2 separate regions of the Homo sapiens genome follow, and region 2 is linked to region 1. A link is an interaction called in ENCODE POLR2A ChIA-PET data of the cell type or tissue named here. Cell type or tissue: Panc1. All regions are shown on one strand.

Region 1 (4,000 bases):
TTAAATTTTATTTTCTGTTACTGTAACTAGTTGAGTGATGGATTTTATTTATTTATTTATTTATTTTTGAGACAGAGTCTCGCTCTGCCACCCAGGCTGGAGTGCAGTGGCGTGATCTCGGCTCACTGCAACCTCCATCTCCTGGATTCAAGTGATACTCCTGCCTCAGCCTCCCGAGTAGCTGGGATTACAGGTGCACGCCACCGCGCCTGGCTTATTTTTGTATTTTTAGCAGAGACGGGTGTTCACCATGTTGGCCAGGCTGAGTGATTGATATTTTATGATTCCTTCTCTTGAGATACTTCAGACTTTGTGGAATGAGGTAGGGGCATAAATATTAAGGCGAACTGGATTTATTTTGTAGAGCTTATTGGAAAGTGATGTTGAAAGCACTGCTTCATCTCCACGTGGGGCAAAGAAATCCAGATTGAGGCAGTCTTCTGAGATGACTGAAACAGATGAGGAGAGTGGCATATTATCAGAGGTAAATCGGCATCATACAAAAGAGATGTTAGACATAACTGTCTAAGTAGATTTTTTAACTGTATAAGTAGATTATTTATCCATGGTGATTCTGGGCTGTCACCCTTTTTCAAAGTTTCTTAAGTTAGTAAACAGTTCAGAGAAGGCTAGAACTCAGTGATAGCCAAAGAACTTTTCTGAGTTCTCATTAAGGGGCCAAAAATGTGCAACTAGCAGAGTTTCTTTTCTCCTACCCTTCTCTTCTTTCATATCTGTGCTTTTTAATATTGTCCTAAAGCCATTGTTATTAATTTCCCACATTTTGGTAAACTAAGTAGCATTCTGTTGACTTCTCTAGAAATAGGATGAAAACTAATTAGATCAATACACTTGGTGTCTTTGTTTTTATGTAACTCTAACTAGAGAAGAGAAAGGACAATGGTGTATGGAAAGTCTGCCTCTTTTTCCCTCTCTTTTTTTCCTTTTTTTGCTTTCTCTTTCTTTCTTACCTCCTTCCTTTTTTGATGCAGTCACCTCTTTTAATCAGGCTGAGAAAGTCACCACACCAGCCATCAGGCACATCAGTGCTGAGGTAGTGCCCATGGGGCCCCCGCCCCCTCCAAAGCCGAAACAGACCAGAGATAGTACTTTCATGGAGAAGTTACATGCGGTAGATGAGGAGCTGGCTTCCAGTCCAGTCTGCATGGATTCTTTCCAGGTAAATATTAAAACTGTACTTAACTGAGAAAGTCAAGTGGAGTAATGTAGTTGTTGCTCAGGCTGGGAAGGGAGAGGAAAAGATAACTACAATTTTATATAAGTAAGAGTTAGTCTTTGATACTTTGTATTTGGCTAGTGCTATTTTCTGCTCAAAGTGACAATGGCAGTTTGGGGTTTTTTTTGTTTGTTTGTTTGTTTTTGAGACAGGGTATCACCCTGTCACCCAGGCTTGAGTGCAGTGGTGTGATCTTGGCCCACTGCAACCTCCGCCTCCCAGACTCAAGTGATCTTCCCACCTCAGCCTCCCGAATAGGTGGGACAGGTATATGCCACCACACCTGGCTAATATTTTAGTTTTTTGTAGAGATGAGGTCTCCCTATATTTTTGCTCAGGCTGGTATTGAACTCCTGGGCTCAAGTGATCCTCCCACCTTAGCCTCTCAAAGTGGTAGGACTACTGGTGTGAACCACCGTGCCTGGCTGAGAATGGCAGTTTCTAAGGAAGAAATGAACTATGTAGCAGAGAGCATTTTAAAATGTAGAACATAGGAAAAAGCTTCACCCAAATTCCCCCAAATTAACCTTTTACCACAATTGCTTGATGGTTCTCTTCCTCTTTCTCTGTATATACACATAGTGTTTTCTAAATCATTTTAGAGTGTGATGCAGGCATGATGCCATTTTACCTCTGCATGCTTTTGTGTATATTTTCTAAAAATGAGTTTATTATCTTGTATTAACACAGTATAATAGTGTTAATCAAAATCAGGATACAGGCTGTGCGCTGTGGCTCATGCCTGTAATCCTAGCACTTTGAGAGGCCAAGGTTGGTGGATCACTTGAGGTCAGGAGTTCGAGACCAGCCTGGCCAACATGGTGAAACCCCCATCTCGACTGAAAATACAAAAATTTGCCAGGTGTCGTGGCGCATGCCTGTAATCCCAGCTACTTGGGAAGCTGAGGCAGGAGAATCGCTTGAACCCGGGAGGCAGAGGTTGCAGTGAGCTGAGATTGCGCCACTGCACTCCAGCCTGGGCAATGGAGAGAGACTCTGTCCCAAAAAAAAAAAAAAATCAGGATACAGTAATATTACATAATATATTAAAGTGCTTATTCTGGTTTTATCTGTTGTCCCAACAATGCCCTTTATGTTGGAGGAAAAAAATTTTTTTTTCCCTATTCAGCATTCAACCCTGGATTAAATATCTATTTAATTATCTTGTTCTTTAGTCTCCTTTAATCTGGAACAGTTTCTCAGTCTTTGTCTTTTATAACCTTGACAGTTTTGAGGAGTATGCACCATTTATTTTGTAGAATGTTCTTCAATTTTTATTTTTCTAATATTTCCTCTTAGATTCAGGTTTTGCACTTTTGTTACAAATACTGGAAGAGTGATGTGTGTTTCTCATTGCATCATATCAGAAGGCACGTGATCCCTGTAATGTTAACTTTCATCACTTGGTTAAGGTGGTGTGTGCTTGGTTTTCCCATTGTAAAGTTATTATTTTCCATTTTTAATTAGTATATATCATGTGGGGATATACTTCAAAGCCGAATTCCTTTCTTTCTGTTTTTTTTTCCTAGATGGAGTCTCACTCTCTTGCCCAGGCTGGAGTGCAGTGGCGCGACCTCAGCTCACTGCACCTCTGCTTCCTGGGTTCAAGTGATTCTCCTGCGTTAGCCTCCTGAGTAGCTGGGATTACAGGTGCCCACCACCACGCCTGGCTAATTTTTGTATTTTTTAGTAGAAATGGAGTTTCACTGTGTTAGCCAGGATGATCTTGATCTCCTGACCCGCCTCAGCCTCCCAAAGTGCTGAGATGACATGCGTCAGCCACCGCGCCCAGCCTTCTTTTTTTTTTTTTTTTTTTTTTTTTGAGACAGAGTCTTGCCTGTCTCCCAGGCTGGAGTGCAGTGGTGCCATCTTGGGTCACTGCAACCTCCACTTCGGGGTTCAAGCGATTCTCCTGCCTCAGCCTCCTGAGTAGCTGGGATTACAGGTGACTGACACCACACCCAGCTAATTTTTTGTATTTTTAGTAGAGATGGGGTTTCACCACATTGGCCAGGCTGGTCTCGAACTCCTGACCTCAAGTGATCTGCCCACCTTAGCCTCCCAGAGTGCTGGGATTACAGACGTGAGCCAATGCACCCAGCCCAATCAATCAAATTATTTTTCTCACACTAATATTAGCATCCATTGATTATTCTTTCTTTTTTTTTTTTTTTTTTTTTTTTTTGAGACGGAGTCTTGCTCTGTCCTCTAGGCTGGAGTGCAGTGGTGCGATCTCGGCTCACTGCAAGCTCCGCCTCCCAGGTTCACATCATTCTACTGCCTCAGCCTCCCGAGTAGCTGGGACTACAGGCGCCCGCACCATGCGCGGCTAATTTTTTGTATTTTTAGTAGAGATGGGGGTTTCACCGTGTTAGCCAGGATGGTCTTGATCTCCTGACCTCATGATCCACTTGCCTCGGCCTCCCAAAATGCTGGGATTACGGGCGTGAACCACCACGCTTGGCCTGATTTTCTTTCTTGAAACAGTCTTTACTATGGTCGTTGTCAAATGATGACTTTGTAATTCTAACATTTAGTGAGTAATTTTTTATTTTTTGGATATGGAGTCACAGTCTGTCACGCAGGCTGGAGTTCGGTGGTGTGATCTCAGCTGACTGCAACATCTGATCTGCCTCCCGGGTTCAAGCAGTTCTCGTGCCTCAGCCTCCTGAGTAGCTGGGACCAGAGGCACACACCACTACGCCAGCTAATTTTTTGTATTTTTTAGTAGAGACAGGGTTTTATTGTTGGCCAGGCTGGTTT
Region 2 (4,000 bases), 130 kb before region 1:
GGTTTGTTGGGGGTGAGGGAAAAAACCCACAGGGACCAGAATGTTTTGTTGTTCTTTTGTTTTCTTTTTTGTACCAAAGTCAACTGCACGTGTTTTATATTTTTAAGAGATCGTAGGCAATTAGAGATCGAAGCCTCCTATCTCCACATCTCTGAAGAAGTTGAGGGGTGGGGGAGAGAATGACTTCTGCCTTCATCTGCAGTAACGGGGGGACCTATACTGACCTCTTCCCCAGCCATTTAGAAACAAGTTCTAGGGTGGGTTGGAAAATCTCCAAGAGCCCTGACCTCATCTTCCACCTCAGCAACCATGACCTGAAACCTCAGCGTGAATTTGGGGGATTTTTCAGTGGAACCCTTGCCCCCAAATGTCGACCAGCCCCCAAATGTCGAAGAATTTTCTTCTTGCCAATTTTGTTGTTTAAAAAAAAAATTCAGGGAAAATTAAAAACCTGGAACTCCATAAGGTACTGTCTTCCATAATGTCTGCCAATTCTGAGGAGGATGGTAGTAGAGAGCCGGGCAGTGACCTAAGTTCCTCTGAAAGGGGCCTTTTCCTCTCACCGCAAGGACAGCCTCTGCCTCACTGAAGAGAGGGGGCACTAACAAAAGTAACCACTGCAAATCTTTTTTTTGTTTTTTTAATTCACAAATACAAGGATAAAAACAAAGGGGCACACAGGTTCCAATGTTGGGAATTCCGGTATCAGGAAAAGTGTGTTCATCGTATTTGTATGCCATGCTCAGCAATCACCTCCACCTATTGCCCCCATCCCCAGTGTCATTCATTGTCAGATCCATCCCCCACTAGGCCCTTGTTGATCTCCATGATGTCGGGCCCTGGGGTTACCCGTCACAGGAGCTGCTCATTTACTGTCCCTCTTTGAGAGGCAGTGAGAGATGAGCTGGTTTCAGTTCTTGGTTTTAGTTGGTTTTACTTCCTGTTCCCAGTTGGTACTTACTTTGGGGCTGTGGGGGAGGGGAGGAGGTGAGAGTCTAGGGTTGTATAAATGCTGGTATGAATTCACATCCCTGTTGGAGCCTGTGGGGTCAGATCAGGAGAAGGGGGCTCAGGCCCTCAGCTAGAAAGAGGAATTGAAGTCACATGGGGAGCAGGCTGGGGGAGCAGCCAGCACCCTCCCCTTCTGTAACTCTCATCCACCAGCATCAAGCCTTTACAAGGTGCTTTCTCAGCCATTACGGGGATCCTGAGAATGGGGAATTGTTCTCATTTTATGGGCCGGGAAACCTAGGTGCACGAAGCTTGCCAGGCCAGGAGGGGGCCGGCCTTCTTAGTTCCAGTCCACCACTTTTCTCTCTTGGCTACTCTGCCTAAAAATACCAGGGCTGGCTGGGTGCAGTGGCTCACGCCTATAATCCCAGCACTTTGGGAAGCTGAGTTGGGTGGATCACTTGAGGCCAGGAGTTCGAGACCAGCCTGGCCAACATGGTGAAACCCCATCTCTACTAAAAATACAAAAATTAGCCGGGCGTGATGGCGGGCACCTGTATTCCCAGCTACCTGGGAGGCTGAGGTGGGAGAATTGCTTGAACCCGGGAGGCAGAGGTTGCAGTGAGCCGAGATTGTGCCACTGCACTCCAGCACTCCAGCCTGGGTGACAGAGCAAGACCCTGCCTGGAGAAAAGAAAAAAAAAAAAACACCAGGGCTTCACATTTCACACACAGGGACACAGGGCTCAGCAGCTGTCTTCCAGGTCAGCTGGAAGTATCTCCGACCCAGAGCTGTGAGGGTGGCACCTTTAGGTGGGGAAGGAAGGTAGGTGGGGGTAGGGTGAGGATATTAGACAGCATGCAGAGACCACCAAGAAAGGGGAATGCAGGCTCTCCCAGAATGCCCCACAGATCCAATGAGAGATGCTGGTCAGCAGAGAACATGGAAACCTGGAGACACAGCCCAGAGTGGGTGTGAAGTCCCCCGCTGCTTTCTTTGAAGCAGTGCTGTCCCTTCTGCCACCCCGTACCAACCCCCTCCACACACACACACACACACACACACACACACACACACACACACCTTCAGCCCCAGAACATGGGGCACAAGCATTTGTCTGATGTGTCTACTCCTGAGAGCTAGGCCTCTTCCTCACATCTTTCACCGTTGTGTCCCCTGTCCCCTCCCTAACCCACTTTTGGGAACCCACAGTCTTAACCTCTGTCCCTCCTGCTGAAGTTTCAAAGCCATTTGGCTTGGTGTTCCAGGGAGCCAGGGCCCAGGTTCTCACCAAAACATTGCCTTCCCTCCGTTCCAAGGGGAGCTCCAGGCCGCCTGCTCTGCCCAGCCCTCCCTTCTCCATCCTCCACTGCACCCTCCTCGTTCCACTCCCCCACAAGAGTAGGTCTTTGTGCATGCAGTTCATCTCTAACTTGGACCTGTGTACACTTTGTCAATATTTACCTCTGGGGCCCATAAAGCAGAGATGCCCCCAGAGGAGCCAATATCCGGAGCCCAGCAAAGCCATCAGAGGGAGCTGCTGGGGTGGGAAGATGGGTGCTTAGGTGGTGAGGGATTTTCCATTGCCTGCATGGGCTAGGAATAGACGTGGAGTTTTGGAACTAGTTTAAACATCATCAAAAAGAGGAAATTAAACAAGAGGCTAATTAAGTTCCTTTCACATTGCTTAATCTGTTGTGAATTGGGTGCCTCTTTGGAGCCTCCTCTGCCCAGCAATTAAAGGAACTGGGACAGGGGGCACCTGGAGGCACTGTGGCCTCCCCCTTCACAGGGCGCTCTGCACTTAATAAGGCGGCACTGCTCCCAGCTGCTGCCCCAGGAGCCTGAGCAGCCTGCGTCCTCATAGGTTACAAGTCATGCCAGAGAGCTTGGGGCGGGGGGCGGTGGGGGGGCAGTGGAAGTGGGAGCTCTACCTCATCTTCCCTCTGCCTCCCTCCTTTCTAGGGGCTGCCTCCTAGAAAATCCTTCTGATGGCTAACCTTTATCATTGATGCATCTCAATACAGGAACCAAAGAGGAACCCCTGTCCTGGAGAACACACCTTCAAGAGGGGCTTAGGGGCCAACCTCTGAGTTCTTTATGTGAGACTTTCATTATACCCCACTTCAGAGCATATACAACCATTCCAGCTGAGACATGGTTCCCCATCCCCATCTCCCAGCTGCACGCTTATTTCCTCCCATCTCTCTGTCTCCATTTTACACAGGGTGTAAGAATAATAGCTCGACCGGGTGCGGTGGCTCACGCCTGTAACTCCAGCACTTTGGGAGGCCGAGGTGGGCAGATCACTAGAGGTCAGGAGTTTGAGACCAGCCTGGCCAATATGGTGAAACTCTGTCTCTATTAAAAATTACAAAAAATTGGCCAGGCATGGTAGCGGGAGCCTGTAGTCCCAGCTACTCGGGAGGCTGAGGCAGGAGAATCGCTTGAACCCGGGAAGCGGAGGTTGCAGTGAGCTGAGATCACACCACTGCACTCCAGCCTGGGCGACAGAACGAGACTCTGTCTCAAACAAACAAACAAACAAACAAGAATAATAGCTAACAGTATATTTCACTGTTAAATCTTTAGTAGCCCATTTTACAGTTGAGAACAGTGAGGTACAAAGAGGTAAAGTAATTTGCTGGAGGTAAAGCTGTGAATCCAGGTGCTCTGACACTCAAATTGATACTCTGGGCTTTGCATTTGGGGCAGGGAGGACTAGCACCACTTTCTGAGGTCTCTGCTTTTCTGGCTCTACCTGCAGCCTGTTCTCCCAGCCCCCTCCCCTCTTTAATCGCTCACCTCCCTTCACCCCACCCATGTCTTTGACTTGTCATTATCTTCACTTCTTTCAAATCCTGATTTAAAGGGAGACACACAGGCACTCCCGTCAGCACCAGGGTTTTACACCCAGGGCCTGGCAGGTGCTGGAAATTCCAGCAATACCCCACACCTGGCATCCCTTCAAGGGAACTACAGCTTTTGCAGCTGAGGCCTCTGCAGGCAGCAAGTTTCAGTGGTCACCACTGAGATGGTAAGGTGAGG

Evidence for each region. Peaks named below come from ENCODE experiments on the same cell type or tissue, not always from the same donor. Only the 100,000 strongest peaks of a DNase experiment are listed, where the experiment ranks them.
Region 2: POLR2A ChIA-PET joins it to region 1 with 5 read pairs; 5 of 35 experiments call an interaction of 5 or more read pairs at or near these places.

Annotation. Positions count from the first base shown.
Region 1 is chr1:155,810,814-155,814,813 of GRCh38, reverse strand. GON4L (gon-4 like) reads left to right here. Exons shown (of 32, transcript NM_001282860.2): 9 at 365-484; 10 at 1,010-1,180. Among named protein-coding and RNA genes, the nearest start is that of GON4L, 44 kb to the left of the region's middle. In Panc1, no CTCF peak of the experiment used is centred here; no DNase peak of the experiment used is centred here.
Region 2 is chr1:155,943,316-155,947,315 of GRCh38, reverse strand. It overlaps ARHGEF2 (Rho/Rac guanine nucleotide exchange factor 2), which reads left to right. Exons shown (of 22, transcript NM_001162383.2): 22 at 1-462. Among named protein-coding and RNA genes, the nearest start is that of RXFP4, 3.7 kb to the right of the region's middle. In Panc1, no CTCF peak of the experiment used is centred here; DNase peaks (open chromatin) are centred at 979, 1,752, 2,466, 3,873 and 1 weaker place; H3K4me3 peaks cover 1,008 bases; H3K27ac peaks cover 4,000 bases.